3 separate regions of the Homo sapiens genome follow, and regions 2 and 3 are each linked to region 1. The links are chromatin contacts, found by Hi-C or POLR2A ChIA-PET in ENCODE. All regions are on one chromosome and are shown on one strand. The core of a region is the stretch at or near the end of the contact, and the rest is flanking DNA. Distances in the headings are between cores, read along the strand shown.

Region 1 (4,912 bases), core at 1,079-3,578:
TGAAGTGAGGCTCGTGGAGGTAACAGAATCAGCCTCAGGGCCTTCCTGATGCCGGAGAAGGGACAGAAGAAGCAGGGAGTGCAGGTCCAAGCACCAGGCTGAAGTGAGGCTCGTGGAGGTAACAAGATCAGCCTCAGGGCCTTCCTGATGCCGGAGAAGGGACAGAAGAAGCAGGGAGTGCAGGTCCAAGCACCAGGCTGAAGTGAGGCTCGTGGAGGTAACAAGATCAGCCTCAGGGCCTTCCTGATGCCGGAGAAGGGATAGAAGAAGCAGGGAGTACAGGTCAGCCACTGGGCAGCTGAACTACTCAACTGCTTCTTTTAATAGACAGTTGAAGAGGAAGAACTACTGGGAAGGATCCTTGGAATGAAGCCATGTGATAGGAGGGCTCCCAGACCCTCTGGCAGAACGAGGCCTCCTGTAGACGTTTAGCATTTGCTTCTCTTTCCCAATAGGAAATGCATCTCAGCTAACCAGCTTCTCCACTTTCCCGAGACCTTAGCCGAGTGGTGCACTCATACAGAGAAAAATCAGAGATCCAAAAAAGCGCCACCCCACCTCCAGCTGTGGTGCTAGAAGTCTTTACCCACTCTTCTTCTCCTTTTTTTTTTTTTTTTGAGACAGTCTCGCTGTCACCCAGGCTAGAGTGCAGTGGTGTGATCTTGGCTCACTGCAACCTCTGCCTCCCGGGTTCAAGCAATTCTCCTGCCTCAGCCTCCTGAGTAGGTGGGATTACAGGCACCCACCACCATGCCCGGCTAATTTTTGTATTTTTGGTAGAGACGGGGTTTCACCATGTTGGCCAGACCGGCCTTGAACTCCTGACTTTGTGATCCACTGGCCTCGGCCTCCCAAAGTGCTGGCATTACAGGCGTGAACCATCATGCCTGGCTGTCTTTACTCTTTCTTCTAAGCCACAAAGCACAGCATTGTCCTCAGAGGGGTGATGAGAAGCAGGGGGGCAGGGCTTCCCGGAGGAGCAGGCTGTGGTACCTTGATCGTGCACTCCACCTGCCAGGCAGACACTGAGGCTGGAAGGCCAGACGTGTGAATGAGGCCAGGGAGGGGGACCAGCCTTCCAAGGCACTCCCCAAAGCGCTGTCCATCCACACTCCCGGCAGCACCCCAGGTAATTAGCAGACTGCGAGGAGGACCCGGTTAGATCCCCCAGGGGGCCTGGGTGAAGCAGGACCTTAGCTGGCCCCTGCAGGCTCAGGGGCTGTGGCAAAGAAGGCTGAGATTTCCTCTGGGACTGAGTAAGCCCCAGGAGGCCTCCACTGGGGAGGGTGAGCTGAAGAAAGAAGAGTATAAAGGAGGGACAGGGTTGGGTGTGTGCAGGAAGGGGTCCTCTTCTGTCCACGGAGGGGCCGGGCTGCCTGGGGTTCTGGTCCTGGCACTGCCTCTGCTGCGTGACCTTGTTCCTTCCCTCTCTGGGCCTCTAGTTTTGTCTGTGTGAAATGAGGAAGTTGGATTAGACACCTGCAGGCTGCTAGCCCTGACATCCTGCGGGAGGGAAGGAGGCGTGCTTGGGTGTGTGTGTGTGTGGTGGGTTGCAAGGTGCTTTGGGGAAACTCTATTTCAGGAGCCCTTTACTGGGTGCAGGTCAGCAGGGGAAGTGAAAAGGCCACTGGGCGACAGTGGTTACCCCTTACCAGCTGCTTGCTCATGCCAGGCACGGTGCTGGGTCCTTAGACGCACAGTCTTGAATCCTGACAAGCCCCTGGTGAGACAAGACCTCTCGCTAGAGGGAGGAAATGGAAGCTGAGAGCTGAACCCACTTAAGGCCTGAGGCCACAGAGCCAGGGAGCTGTGGCTGAGGTCCTGTCTGGGTCTGCTTGCGGTCTTGGTCATTGAGCCATCAGAGCAGGCGAGAAATTGGCTCCACGGAGTCGGGTGTGCACGAAGCATCACTCTGGATTATTTTTCAGAAATGAGTGTAGTCCTCATCCTGCCTGCTTGGAAGGAAAGTCCAGCTCAGCCATCACCAGGACTACCCCTTTCCCTCCCCCCTATCCCTGCCTCCCTCTCCGGAAGTCCTCAAAGGTGTCAGGAATCTCAGGTGAAGCCCACCGCCGGGGAGGGCCCTGTCTTTGTAGCCCCCTCCCCGTTTCCCGTCACGACTTGTCTGTTGCTCGGACGATGCTCTGTGTGCCACCGCGGCTCCCAGGCCACTCTTGGGCGTGGGGCCTTTGTCACGTTTGAAGCTTTCTGAGGTTCCCAGTGCATCCTCATGACCCACACCAAGCTCCTTCCTCCTTCCAGCCATGCAGGTCCCTTCCCCAGAGTCACCTGCATCTGCCTCTCTCCCTCCCTCCAAGCCCTCGCTGGAGGCCCTCGCTGCATTTAGAAAACAGGAAGGTGGGGCTGTGTTCAGGCAACTTCTGCTTTCAGTCCAGTGACCCAGATGTCCCCAAGAGGGGGGAACAACAAAGGCCTGGCCGCCTGGTTGGAATGGGGTCAAGAGAGGCGCACAATGAGGATGGAAGGTGAACGCACGTCGCAAGGAAGGGCCCTGTCCTCCGTGTGGCCCACAGGGCTCTGCTGTGGGACTGTCCAGCTGGAGGGTTGGATGGACTTGAGGATGTGTCTGAAGCCACTTACACGGTCGGCACAGACCACTCTAATGCAGGCTGGAGGAGGAGGGGGAGTGGGGTGGGAAGGGCAGAGCTGGGGCTGCCCTCTGGCCTCTGTCCCAGGTGCCCACGGTCTGCAGTCTCCCCATAGCCTTCCCACACCCCCACCCCTGATTCTGGCTCTGTGACTGAATTCTTGACCTGGGCCACCGGTGCCTGGTGGGTGGTGGTAGGGAACCGGGTTCAGCTGCTGGAGCCCAGCCAGAAATCACGTCAGCCGAACGCGCACCATTTCCTGACTCGGGGCACTGCAGTTTGGGCTGGGCAGACAGCCTGGAGCTTGAGAAGAGAAAGCCCGTATTGACCAGCTCTCTCCCGCTCCGTTTCCCCTCCGGACTCTGGCAGGGCCTTTCCTTGGCTCGGTGCCCAGCTGCCTGCTCACCCGGCCTGGCAGACTCTGCATCTGCTCCACTTCACAGGCCGGGGAGGCTGGCAGCACGCCAGGGCTGGGCTCACGTCAGCGGCTGTGTAGGGAAGGGAGGGCAGTCTCCCGAGAGCCTCACAGCCTCGTGGGCTGAGAATAGGTGAAGTCAGGGCACCTCTGTGCAGAGGGAAGGCGGGGTGTGGGGCCCGTCCCACGCCTGGGCGACCCCCATGCAGCGAACCTCGAGGCCGTCACTCTAAAGCTCAGTCTCACTCAGGGTGCCAGAGGTGCGCGCCCCACCCTCAGTTCCTAGCCTGGGCCTAGGACTGGCTGACCCCGTGTGTGGGGCCAGGGCTCCCGAACACGGGTCCACCGGCTGCACGAGAGTTTCCGGGGGGCCCTACCCTTCCGATTCGGCAGGTTTAGGCCAGAGCCCATGAACCCAGTCTGTATTTTTAAACACCTGAAGCAATTTTGAAGCAATTCTGATTTATGGCCGAGCTGAGGAGTCAGGCTTGGGAAGAGAACCCCAGAGACGGGTCGGGAGAGGTCTGGATGCTCTGTTCCTCTGCGGCTAATCACCTGTGGGACTTGGGGGCTTCTCTGTGTGTCTCTGGGCATCTGTTTCCTCATCAGGGAGAACAGTTCTCCCTGTGCCTTCTCAGTAGGATTAGCGTCACGGTCGAATGAGGTCACGAGATGCCATCTCCCGGGCACTTGTATGGCATTAAAATTAGGGTCCCAGCCCTGTCCAGTCATCTTGCCAAACCTGCTTCTGGCCTCCAGGAATGCAGATGAGAGGCTGCGGATGGCCCCACACCGTCCGGCCCCACTTCTAGGAACAGGGTCAGGGCCTGTGCTGGCGATGCTCACAGGAGTATTTTGTTTGTGTTCTGGGAAGAGGAGGAGGGAGAAGGTGAGTAGCTTTGTAAGGAGCGTGGCTCCCGTAGGGGCAGCGCTCGTCTCTTCCCTCCAGGTCCGTACCATGACTCTGTTTCACTCAGGTCTCTGTCACTGCGCGGGAAGATGTGCCCACCTTTGGTCCACCTCTGCCCAGTCCCCCCGTTTTCCAGAAGGTAGGACACTCTTCCTTCTGCCCCTCTCGCATCCACGATGCCAGGTCTCAGTGCTTGAGTAGCAATGGTTGGGATGGAGCCAAATTCAGGCTGGGAACATTAGGGAGCTCCTTTTGCAGGTTTTGGGGGGAACCTCCTTTCTTGGGGTCTCTCCCCACCTCTTTCATGCTGCCAGTCTGGCCCAGCATAGGACCACTTGTCAGGGTGTTTGACACTGGGGTTGCTTTTCTGCTGAAAGACGGGCTTTTATGTTGAGCCCCGGTCAAGGAGCCTTGGGCAGGAATGAGCTCCAGTCGTGGAAGTGCCACTGTGGCTTCCCAGGACCAGGGAAGCGGGTTTCCTTGTTGGGATATTTGCAAGTGGGCTTGGCCTGGGCTAGAAATGATCCGCTGTCGGAAGGGACTTTTCAGGGGTTCTCCCCATGGCCCCGGCTCTGCCTGCCTGTCACTGTGGCTGAAGACCTTCTGGCAACAGCCGAGAGTGACAGACCTGAGGTCCGTCTTGTCTCTTCCAGGGCCCGGAATTCAGGGAGTTTCTGCTCACCAAGCTCACCAATGCCGAGAACGCCTGCTGCAAGTCGGACAAGTTTGCAAAGCTGGAGGTGAGAGTGTGGTTTCTGAAGGTCTCCCTCCTGACTGCTGGGCCACCTGTTAGCCAGCCTCATCCAGGGCTCCTCCATCTTTTTTTTTTTTTTTTTTTTTTTTGAGACAGAGTCTTGCTCTGTTACCCAGGCTGGAGTGCAGTGGCATGATCTTGGGACTCACCACAACCTCTGCCTCCCGGGCTCAAGTGATTCTCCTGCCTCAGCCTCCCTAGTAACTGGGATTACAGGTGTGCGC
Region 2 (4,912 bases), core at 1,665-4,164, 720 kb after region 1:
CATGATCATGGGTCACTATAGCCTCAACCTTCCAGGCTCAAGTGATCCTCCCACCTCAGTCTCCTGAGTAGCTGAGACCACAGGTGCACCCCACCACACTGGGCTAATTTTTGTATTTTTTGTAGAGATGGGGTTTTACCATGTTGCCCAGGCTGGTCTCAAACTCCTGGGCTCAAGCAATCCACCCACCTTAGCCTCCCACAGTGCTGAGATTACAGGCATGAGCCACCACACCCAGCTTATTCATTTTATTTAACGTAAGAGATTTTTCCTTTTTTTTTTTTTTTTTTTTTTTTTTTTTGAGACAAGGTCTCACTCTGTTACTCGGGCCGGAATGGAGTGGCTCAATCATAGCTCACTGAAGCTTCAAATTCCTGGGCTCAAACGATACTCCTGCCTCAGCCTCCCAAGTAGCTGGGACTACAGGCATGAGCCACCATGCGTGGCTAATTTATGTATTTATTTATTTTTAAGAAATGGGGTTTCACTATGCTGCCCAGGCTGATCTTGAACTCCTGGCCTCAAGCAATCCTCCCGCCTCAGCCTCCCAAAGTGTTGGGATGACAGATGTGAGCCACCACACTCACAATTCTTTTTTTTTAAATTATTTCTTGTATCTGTCCCTTTCTTTTCCACCCCCATTGCTACTTCTTCAGTTGAGACCTCACAAATGTCACCTGGATCACTGTAAAACATTAAACTTGATCACTTGATCACTAGTTCCCACTTTAGAATAAGTGATCAGGGAAGGCCTCTCTAAGAAAATAACACGTGTGGCCGGGTGTGGTGGCTCATGCCTGTAATCCCAGCACTTCGGGAGGCTGAGGTGGGTAGATCATCTGAGGTCAGGAGTTCAAGACCAGCCTGACCAACACGATGAAACCCCATCTCTACTAAAAATACAAAATTAGCCGGGCGTGGTGGCTCACGCCTGTAATCCCAGCACTTTGGGAGGCCAAGGAGGGCGGATCACCTGAGGTCAGGAGTTCAAGACCAGCCTCACCAACATGGAGAAACCCCATCTCTACTAAAAATACAAAATTAGCCGGGTATGGTGGCGCATACCTGTAATCCCAGCTACTTGGGAGGCTGAGGCAGGAGAATCGCTTGAACCCGGGAGGCGGAGGTTGCAGTGAGCCGAGATCGTGCCATTGCACAACAAGAGCGAAACTCCGTCTTGAAAGAAAGAAAAGAAAAGAAAAGAACACCTAGGTCGGGTGCGGTGGCTCACGCCTGTAATCCCAGCACTTTGGGAGGCTGAGGCGGGCGATCACCTGAGGTCAGGAGTTCGAGACCAGCCTGGCCAACATGGTGAAACCCCCTCTCTACTAAAAATACAAAAATTAGCTGGGCGTGGTCGCCGGCGCCTGTAATCCCAGCTACTCGGGAGGCTGAGGCAGGAGAATCACTTGAACCCGGGAGGCGGAGGTTGCAGTGAGTAGAGATCGTGCCACTGCACTCCAGCCCGGGTGACAGAGCAAGACTCCATCTAAAAAAAAAAAAAAAAAAAAGAAAAGAACACCTGAGCTAAATTTAAGAAGAAACCACCTACGTCAGGACCTAGAGGAAGAGCAGTGTCAAGCAAAGGAACAGCAAGTACAAAGTCTTGTGGCCAGAATAATGCTGTACTGGCGAGCTAGAAGAATAGGACAGAATAACCCGATTATAAAAGGGGCAGTGGGAGAGAAAGGCGAGTACTAGGAGATGAAGTTGAAGAATTAAGCAGAGACCAGATCAAGTACTGCCTTGCTCTGGCCATGAAAAAAGTATGGATTTTAGTCTAAGTGTGCTCAAGCATCAGTTTTGTTTGTTTGTTATTTTTAATAAGCAGGGGAATGGCACAATCTAATGTCTGCTCTTAGAAGACGGATAGCTGTTACGTGGGAATTATTTGTAAAGAATGTGGGAAAAGCAGAGGCAAGAAAGGCAGGCCGAAGGTTATTGCAACAGCCCTGGCAAGAAAGGGTAGCTTGAATTACAACGGCAGTGGAAATGGAGAGAAGTGAATGGGTTTAGGATATATTTTGGCCCTGAAATGGCAGGGCTTGCTGCTGGAATAGACGTGGGGATGTAGGAAAGAGGAGTCACAGGTAATCCCTCGAGTTCCTTGTACTGTAACTGGAGTATATCTCCCTCCTGAGGGTAGCTAAGGAACGGGTTGGGACAGAGGGTTGGTTTTTTGCACCAAAAGATCTATTTTGGACATGGACATGTTATGCAAAGATGCTATTATCTCTTCTAGGGGCGATGCCCGTGAGCAACTGGATAATCAAATCTGGAGCATTTCAGTCTCAAACACCTCCTCAGAGTGATCCCAGGAGATCTCTGCAGCCACGGTGACATTTTCTTTATCTGAAGCGATGACACAGCTCACTGAATGCCATTCTTCCACATGCTGGAAAAGCGAGGTCTAGTGAACACAATTCCTTTCCGTGCGGAAAGTCTGAAATCTTTTTAACACTTCGGACACAGAGCATCGTAAGGTCCCAGAATAGAGGGTGTGAGCAATTTCAGCGCTCACCTCGGCCCAAGCGAAGCTCCAGCGGGAGCAATTGAGACCCAGGGACGAAGCTAGGGAGGGCCTGGCAGCCCCCGGCACTGGCCGGCAGGGGTAACCCAGGAAAAACAGTCTCCTGGCCTCTCGTTACCCGCTTCAGGCCCTCCGCCCTCCCCTGGCCTCTCGGGACGGCCGCGCTTACCTGAACCGAACTGTACGCACAAGCGCGCTCCTGACTCCAGGTGCACACCGTGGAGGCCTGAAACGAGAGCCATGACCGCGACGCGCTGAACAAACCAAGCCGCCAGTTTTCCGTCCCGTCCCGGCCCCGGCCCTGGCGAGGTGCGCATGCGCAGGGCCGGGAGCTAGGACCCCGCGGCAGGCGGGCGCGTCCGCGTCGCACGGAAGTCTCGCGATGTTTGCGTTTGAACCTCTTGGCGGGTGCCGGCCATGGCGGCTTCGCTCCCGGGACCTGGGAGCCGGCTTTTCCGCACATATGGGGCTGCGGACGGCAGGAGACAGCGGCGGCCGGGCCGGGAAGCCGCGCAGTGGTTCCCGCCGCAGGACCGGAGGCGTTTCTTCAACAGCAGCGGCAGCAGCGACGCCAGCATCGGCGACCCCTCGCAGTCCGACGATCCTGACGATCCCGACGACCCCGACTTCCCCGGCAGCCCGGTGAGGCGGCGGCGGAGGCGTCCCGGCGGCCGAGTGCCCAAGGACCGGCCCAGCCTGACCGTGACCCCAAAGCGCTGGAAGCTGCGAGCTCGCCCAAGCCTAACCGTGACCCCAAGACGCCTGGGGCTGCGAGCTCGGCCCCCGCAGAAGTGCAGCACACCCTGCGGCCCGCTCCGACTTCCGCCCTTCCCCAGCCGCGACTCCGGCCGCCTCAGCCCGGACCTCAGCGTGTGCGGCCAGCCCAGGGACGGCGACGAGCTGGGCATCAGTGCCTCCCTGTTCAGCTCTCTGGCCTCGCCCTGCCCCGGGTCCCCAACGCCAAGGGACAGTGTCATCTCGATCGGCACCTCCGCCTGTCTGGTTGCAGCCTCAGCCGTCCCGAGCGGCCTCCACCTCCCAGAAGTCTCCCTGGACCGAGCATCTCTCCCCTGCTCCCAGGAGGAAGCGACAGGAGGAGCCAAGGACACCAGGATGGTCCACCAAACCCGCGCCAGCCTCAGGTCAGTTCTCTTTGGCCTTATGAACTCAGGAACCCCTGAGGATTCTGAGTTTCGGGCAGATGGGAAGAATATGAGAGAGTCCTGCTGTAAAAGGAAACTGGTGGTGGGAAATGGACCAGAGGGTCCAGGTCTGTCAAGCACAGGCAAGAGGAGGGCCACAGGCCAGGACTCTTGTCAAGAGAGAGGGCTTCAAGAGGCCGTCCGGAGAGAGCATCAGGAGGCCAGTGTTCCCAAGGGCCGCATTGTGCCAAGGGGAATAGACAGGCTGGAGAGAACTAGATCAAGCCGGAAGAGCAAACATCAGGAGGCAACGGAAACCTCTCTCCTCCATTCCCACCGCTTTAAAAAGGGCCAAAAGCTGGGAAAAGATTCGTTCCCCACCCAGGACCTGACTCCTTTACAGAATGTCTGCTTTTGGACCAAAACCAGGGCTTCCTTCAGTTTCCACAAGAAGAAAATTGTGACTGATGTGTCAGAGGTCTGCAGCATCTATACCACTGCCACTTCTCTCTCTGGATCCCTCCTATCAGAATGTTCAAACCGGCCTGTCATGAACAGAACAAGTGGTGCTCCGTCCTCTTGGCACTCCTCCTCTATGTATTTGCTAAGCCCCTTAAACACTCTAAGTATTTCAAACAAAAAGGCATCTGATGCTGAAAAGGTTTATGGGGAATGCAGTCAGAAGGGTCCTGTCCCCTTTAGCCATTGCCTTCCCACAGAAAAACTGCAACGCTGTGAGAAGATTGGGGAAGGGGTGTTTGGCGAAGTGTTTCAAACAATTGCTGATCACACACCCGTAGCCATAAAAATCATTGCTATTGAAGGACCAGATTTAGTCAATGGATCCCATCAGAAAACCTTTGAGGAAATCCTGCCAGAGATCATCATCTCCAAAGAGTTGAGCCTCTTATCCGGTGAAGTGTGCAACCGCACAGAAGGCTTTATCGGGCTGAACTCAGTGCACTGTGTCCAGGGATCTTACCCTCCCTTGCTCCTCAAAGCCTGGGATCACTATAATTCAACCAAAGGCTCTGCAAATGACCGGCCTGATTTTTTTAAAGACGACCAGCTCTTCATTGTGCTGGAATTTGAGTTTGGAGGGATTGACTTAGAGCAAATGCGAACCAAGTTGTCTTCCTTGGCTACTGCAAAGAGCATTCTACACCAGCTCACAGCCTCCCTCGCAGTGGCAGAGGCATCACTGCGCTTTGAGCACCGAGACTTACACTGGGGGAACGTG
Region 3 (4,912 bases), core at 1-2,500, 550 kb after region 1:
GGCCACTGGTGATCCTACCCCAATAGGAAAGCTTCCTGGAGGAAGTTTCCGGAGCCAGGTGTCATCAGGCTGGAGAGAGTCCCCCGCCCTCCAACTCAAAGGGAGCAGGCTCAGGATGGAGGAGGCATCGGCGAGGGAGAGCTTTGGCCCTGGAGCGTAGGCAACCTTGAGGCCAGGCAGGTGGAGTAGCCCACAGAGAGGGACTCCTGGGCACCCGGCCCTCCCGTGTCCAGTCACGGCCTGATGAGGATGGGCAGCCTCTATGGCTTTCCCCATCCCCACGTGGCCTTTGGTGGACTAAAAGGCTGGGATGCACCGAGCGTGAAGGAGACAGAAGAAGGGCACGTCTCTTGCCCCTCCCAGGGCCTCTGGTTTCCTTTCTGAGAAGTGGGCTGAATGGTCCCCAAGGACTCTGTGGCCCTGAGAGCTGGTTGCTCTCTCTCTTCTCTGGGCCCGAGAATGTGGCCTGCCCTGGGCCTCTGGGGCAGGAGAGGCTCAGGGAACTCTGGACTAGGGCCGCAGCAGCTATCATTAGCTCCCTGAGTCACCCCGTAAACCCCACGTTCTCACCTGCTGGACTCTCTTGTTGCCCTGGCCCTCCCTCTCTCTCCCAATCCCTGACACTGATTGAAATGGCCTTTCCCGGGCGACAGACCAGGCCGCGGAGCCACAGCTGCTGACTCAGCACCTGTGAGATGCCTGGGCCCCGTCTGTCTCCCACGGTGGGGCCACCTCCTCCCATCCTGAACTCCCATCACAATCCTGCCCCAGAAAGCCACCTCCCTGGGTCAGCCTCGGGAGGCAGGAGCCTCTCCTCTGCCCCCAGCAGTGGTGAGATTGAGATGTCCCTCCCCAGGATTCCCAAACCTCAGGGGAATGTTCCTGAGTCTGTAAGGACCTATATTCTCACACATCCCTACAGCCAAGAGTGCAGCCAAGAGTGCCTCCCTACAGCCAAGAGTGGGCCCCTGGCTGGGGCCCAAGCTCCTTCCAACCCTCCTCCCAAGGCCTATTGGCCAAGGGCAGACATGGCCCAGAGGACCTCTGAGGGCCACGCTCTGGGCTCCCCAGGGGCCTTGGAGATCACCAGCTGCCTTGTGCACAGAAGACTCACCTGGTGAGGTTCTGGGTGGTCGTGGCAACCCTTGCCCTGAGATCACCGCATGTCTGGGGCCCAAGGCCCCCGGGTGGGACTGTGGCTGAGGCGGCGGGAAGCTCTCATTGCAGGCAGAGGGATGGCTGGAATGAGGCGTCAGAGGCAGAACTGGCTGAGCCACCTGCCCTCGGCGCCAGGCAGGCCACGCCCACCAGCCACAGCTGCAGCACCCGCCCACCCACGTGGCCCGTGTGAGTCACCCCCACACCCACACAGCAGCCTCATCCCCACCGGAGAAAAGGCAGGGGAGGCCGCAGGTGCCAAGATCGAAGTTGTGGGTCCAACTCCTCCCTCTCTGGCATTCCATGCTGGGCAGGGACTGCCCATCTCAGGCCTATTTTTCCAACTAGGAAATGGGAATGATAACATCTACTTTCCAAGGGAGCCGTGAAGAGCCAAAGAGATCACAGAGGTGGGAGGGCCTAGTGAAGAGTCAAGCGCTCTGCTCTGTCCCCTGGGAGGGAAGACCGCAGCCCAGGCCTAGCCTGGTTGACCTCAGGGTGGCCAGCCCCAAGACTCGGCACTTGTTCTCAAAAGTCGGTTCCTGGGATCAGGTCTCTCGGGGACGGAAGTCCCCATTTAATGCTGTCCACCAGCAGTCACGCATCATGGCCCTTAGTGTCAGCCTCACCCCTTCCTGGCTGAATGACCTTAGCAGGTCATTTCTCCGAGCCTCAGTCTCCTCATCTGTGAAACGTGCTTCATAAACCCACTTTGCAAGGTTATCGTGGGGCTTCAACAAGTACAAGTAGAAAGGGCCAGAACAAGGCCCAGGGCACGGCAAGAACTCAATAAACAATGTCAGCTCTTAGCTATGATTGCTTTTGTCATCTCAATGTATTCTCCCAGCAACTGCCCAGGTTGCCCTTCTCCAAGGCCAGGGCGTCATAGAAGGAATCGGTGCCCTCTCTCCTGGCCCAGGCTGCAGCTGTGAAGTGGGTGGAGTGAGTCAGGATGGCCGTGTGTGTCTCGCGTCACTCAGGAACTGCACACCTGCTCCCCGGGGCGAGATGTGGACAAGACACAGCTGGGACAGAGCAGGAAGTCTCTGCTGACGCGGCCGCAGCTGGCGCCTGATGGGCAGGGAAATCCCCAGCTGTGAGCCTCTCAATCCCTCATCATCACAACCTGCCTGGCCTGGGGAGGAGGCAGGAGGCAGGTGAGGCTTCTAGGCCACGGGAGAGCAGGACCTATGGCCGGTAAGGGGCAGACCAGACTTGAGGGTGTGGGTGAAGCAGGAGACCGCTTCTGCCGTTGAAGTCAGGGGGTCCTGAAGTTCCCACTCACAATCTGAAATCTCATGACTGTGCCTGAAACTCGACCGGAAAAGCCCGATCTGGGGTTGAGCACGGCCTCCGGCCACTAGCTTACTCACCCTCTCCCGACCCAGCCCCGCGCCCTCCCTGTTTGCCTCTGGCGGCTCAGACGCCTGGGGAGGAAGCTGCTGCCAAATGTCAGTGCTTCCATTTTGCTCGTGTTCATAACTTTTCTCAGAGGGCAGGTGGGAGCTGGTGAAAAAGGCCCCTGTCTCCCACCCAGAGGTGTGCCCTGTGCCCAGCAAGGAAGAAGGGGACCCCCGCTCTGCTATGAGAGGCAGCAGGAGCCAGGTCACCCAGTGGAGTCACAGTCACTACTTAGGAAGCCCGAGCCCATCCTAATCCCACCCCAAACACACAGAAGCAGCAGCTTCAGCCCCTTAGATGGTCTATATTCAACCCCATTTAACCCAGCACATGGTGAGAGCCCACGGGAGAGGCCGTGGCAAGGGCGCAGGTGGACAACGAGGGATTCAGAACTGGAGAAGGCCGTGTCCACCCTCGTGGGCCACAGGGGACACAGGCTCAGGCAGGAACCATGACCCACCATGTGGGTCATCAGGACAAAATGGGCTGAGACCCCCAAGGCGGGAGGAAGTCCCTGTGATGGGGTGTAGGGGATGAGTTCGGGAAAGAGGGAGCATCTGCCTGGACTTGGAAGGAGGGAAGAGGCCACAACATGGTGAAACCCCGTCTCTACTAAAAATACAAAATTAGCGGGGTGAGGTGCTGCACACTGTAGTCCCAGCTATTCGGGAGGCTGAGGCAGGAGAATTGCTTGAACCTAGGAGGCAGAGGTTGCAGTGAGCCGAGACTGCACCACTGTACAGCCTGGGCAACAGAGCGAGACTCCGTTTCCAAAAAAAAAAAAAAAAAAGAAAGAAAGAAAAAAGAAAAAGAATGGAAAAGTGAAAAGGAATATGATCAGAACAAAAATATAACATGCTATAGTGTAAATGCATACAACACATTGGTCAATGCTATTAAGTTTAAATTAAACACACACACACACACAGAGAGAAACAGAAAAAAAGATAAAAGATAAAATGACCACTTCATACTCTTTAGAATGGCCCAAATCCAAAATGTTGACAGCACCAGCAAATGCTGGTGAGGACATGGAGCAACAGGAACTCTCGGCCATCACTGGTGGGAATGTAAAACGGTGCAGCCACTTTGAAAGACACTTTGGTGGTTTCTTACAAAACTAAACATACTCTTACCATTCAATCCAGCAATCACACTCTTTGGTGTTTATTCAAAGAAGCTGAAAACTTATGCCCACACAAAAATTGCCCATAGATATTTATAGCAACTTTACTTATAATTGCCAAAACTTGGAAGCAACCAAAATGTCCTTCAGTAGGTGAATGGATAAAGAGTGGTACATCCGGCCAGGCGTGGTGGCTCACGCCTGTAATCCCAGCACTTTGGGAGGCGAAGGCAGGTGGATTGCTTGAGGCCAGCAGTTCAAGACCTGGCCTGGGCAACATGACGAAACCCCATCTCTACAAAAAATACAAAAAAATTTGCTGGGCATGGTGGTGGGTGCCTGTAGTCCCAGCTACTCGGGAGGCTGAGGCAGGAGAATGGCGTGAACCTGGGAGGCGGAGCTTGCAGTGAGCCGAGGTTGTACCGCTGCACTCCAGGCTGGGCGACAGAGCAAGACTCCGTCTCAAAAAAAAAAAAAAAAAAAAAAAAAAAAAAGAGTGCTACATCCAAGAGAATGGAATGTTATCCTCCAATAAAAGAAATGAGCTCTCATGCCACGAAAAGACCTGGAGGAAACTCTAATGCATAATACTAAGTACAATAAATCAATCTGAAAAGGCTATGTATTGTATTGATGATGCCAACTACATGACATGCTGGAAAAGGCAGTAAAAGATCAGTGGCTGGCCAGGCACGGTGGCTCACATCTGTAATCCCAGTATTTGAGGAGGCCAAGGCAGGTGGATTGCTTGAGGCCAGGAGCTCAAGACCTGGCCTGGGCAACATGACGAAACCCCATCCCTACAAAAAATACAAAAATGAGCCAGGCGTGGTGGCTCTCACCTATAGTCGCAGCTACTCAGGAGGCTGAGGTGGGAGGATCTTTGAGCCCAGGAGGTCGAGGCTGCAGTGAGCCGTGATTGCACCACTGCACTTCAGCCTGGGCGACAGAGCAAAACTCCGTCTCAGAAAAAAAAAAAAAAAAAAAGGGTCAGTGTTGGCCGGGCGCGGTGGCTCACGCCTGTAATCTCAGCACGTTGGGAGGCCGAGGCGGGCGGACCGCGAGGTCAGGAGATCGAGACCATCCTGGCTAACACAGTGAAACCCCGTCTCTACTAAAAATACAAAAAATTAGCCAGGCGTGGTGGCGGGTGCCTGTAGTCCCAGCTACTCGGGAGGCTGAGGCAGGAGAATGGCATGAACCTGGGAGATGGAGCTTGCAGTGAGC

What was found. Hi-C counts contacts between places; a loop is a spot of excess contacts on that map. ChIA-PET counts read pairs that join two places held with the same protein, here RNA polymerase II (POLR2A). Pooled maps may share reads with other maps.
Region 2: a loop to region 1 is called in a pooled map, with 6 times the contacts of the local background. The contact joins the promoter of HASPIN here to the enhancer-like site in region 1. A Hi-C loop is called at or near these places in 2 of 37 single-sample maps with no recorded cell type and 5 of 50 pooled maps. POLR2A ChIA-PET finds 5 or more read pairs at or near these places in 1 of 52 experiments (naive thymus-derived CD4-positive, alpha-beta T cell).
Region 3: a loop to region 1 is called in a map of B cell, with 6 times the contacts of the local background. The contact joins the promoter of TRPV3 here to the enhancer-like site in region 1. A Hi-C loop is called at or near these places in 1 of 168 maps with a recorded cell type or tissue (B cell), 11 of 37 single-sample maps with no recorded cell type and 5 of 50 pooled maps. POLR2A ChIA-PET finds 5 or more read pairs at or near these places in 2 of 52 experiments (HEK293 and WTC11).

Annotation. Positions count from the first base shown.
Region 1 is chr17:3,001,368-3,006,279 of GRCh38, forward strand. It overlaps RAP1GAP2 (RAP1 GTPase activating protein 2), which reads left to right. Exons shown (of 25, transcript NM_015085.5): 15 at 4,002-4,073; 16 at 4,588-4,674. Among named protein-coding and RNA genes, the nearest start is that of RAP1GAP2-AS1, 38 kb to the left of the region's middle. RefSeq lists enhancers at 1,172-1,341, 2,252-2,381, 2,552-2,601. Within about 2 kb of position 2,329, at least 36 of the 41 ENCODE cell types and tissues checked have a DNase peak (open chromatin) inside an H3K27ac peak, as active enhancers do; they include B cell, where a contact is called at or near this core.
Region 2 is chr17:3,720,989-3,725,900 of GRCh38, forward strand. HASPIN (histone H3 associated protein kinase) reads left to right here and starts at 2,915. Exons shown (of 1, transcript NM_031965.2): 1 at 2,915-4,912. The coding sequence starts at 2,948. ITGAE (integrin subunit alpha E) reads right to left here. Exons shown (of 31, transcript NM_002208.5): 27 at 2,700-2,756; 28 at 2,300-2,395. It also overlaps a transcript of P2RX5 not described here. RefSeq lists a silencer at 2,816-2,975 and an enhancer at 2,845-3,600.
Region 3 is chr17:3,556,562-3,561,473 of GRCh38, forward strand. It overlaps TRPV3 (transient receptor potential cation channel subfamily V member 3), which reads right to left and starts at 1,251. Exons shown (of 18, transcript NM_145068.4): 1 at 1,115-1,251. RefSeq lists a silencer at 210-269 and enhancers at 1,451-2,267, 1,910-1,969, 2,050-2,099, 2,130-2,359, 2,268-3,082 and 2 more.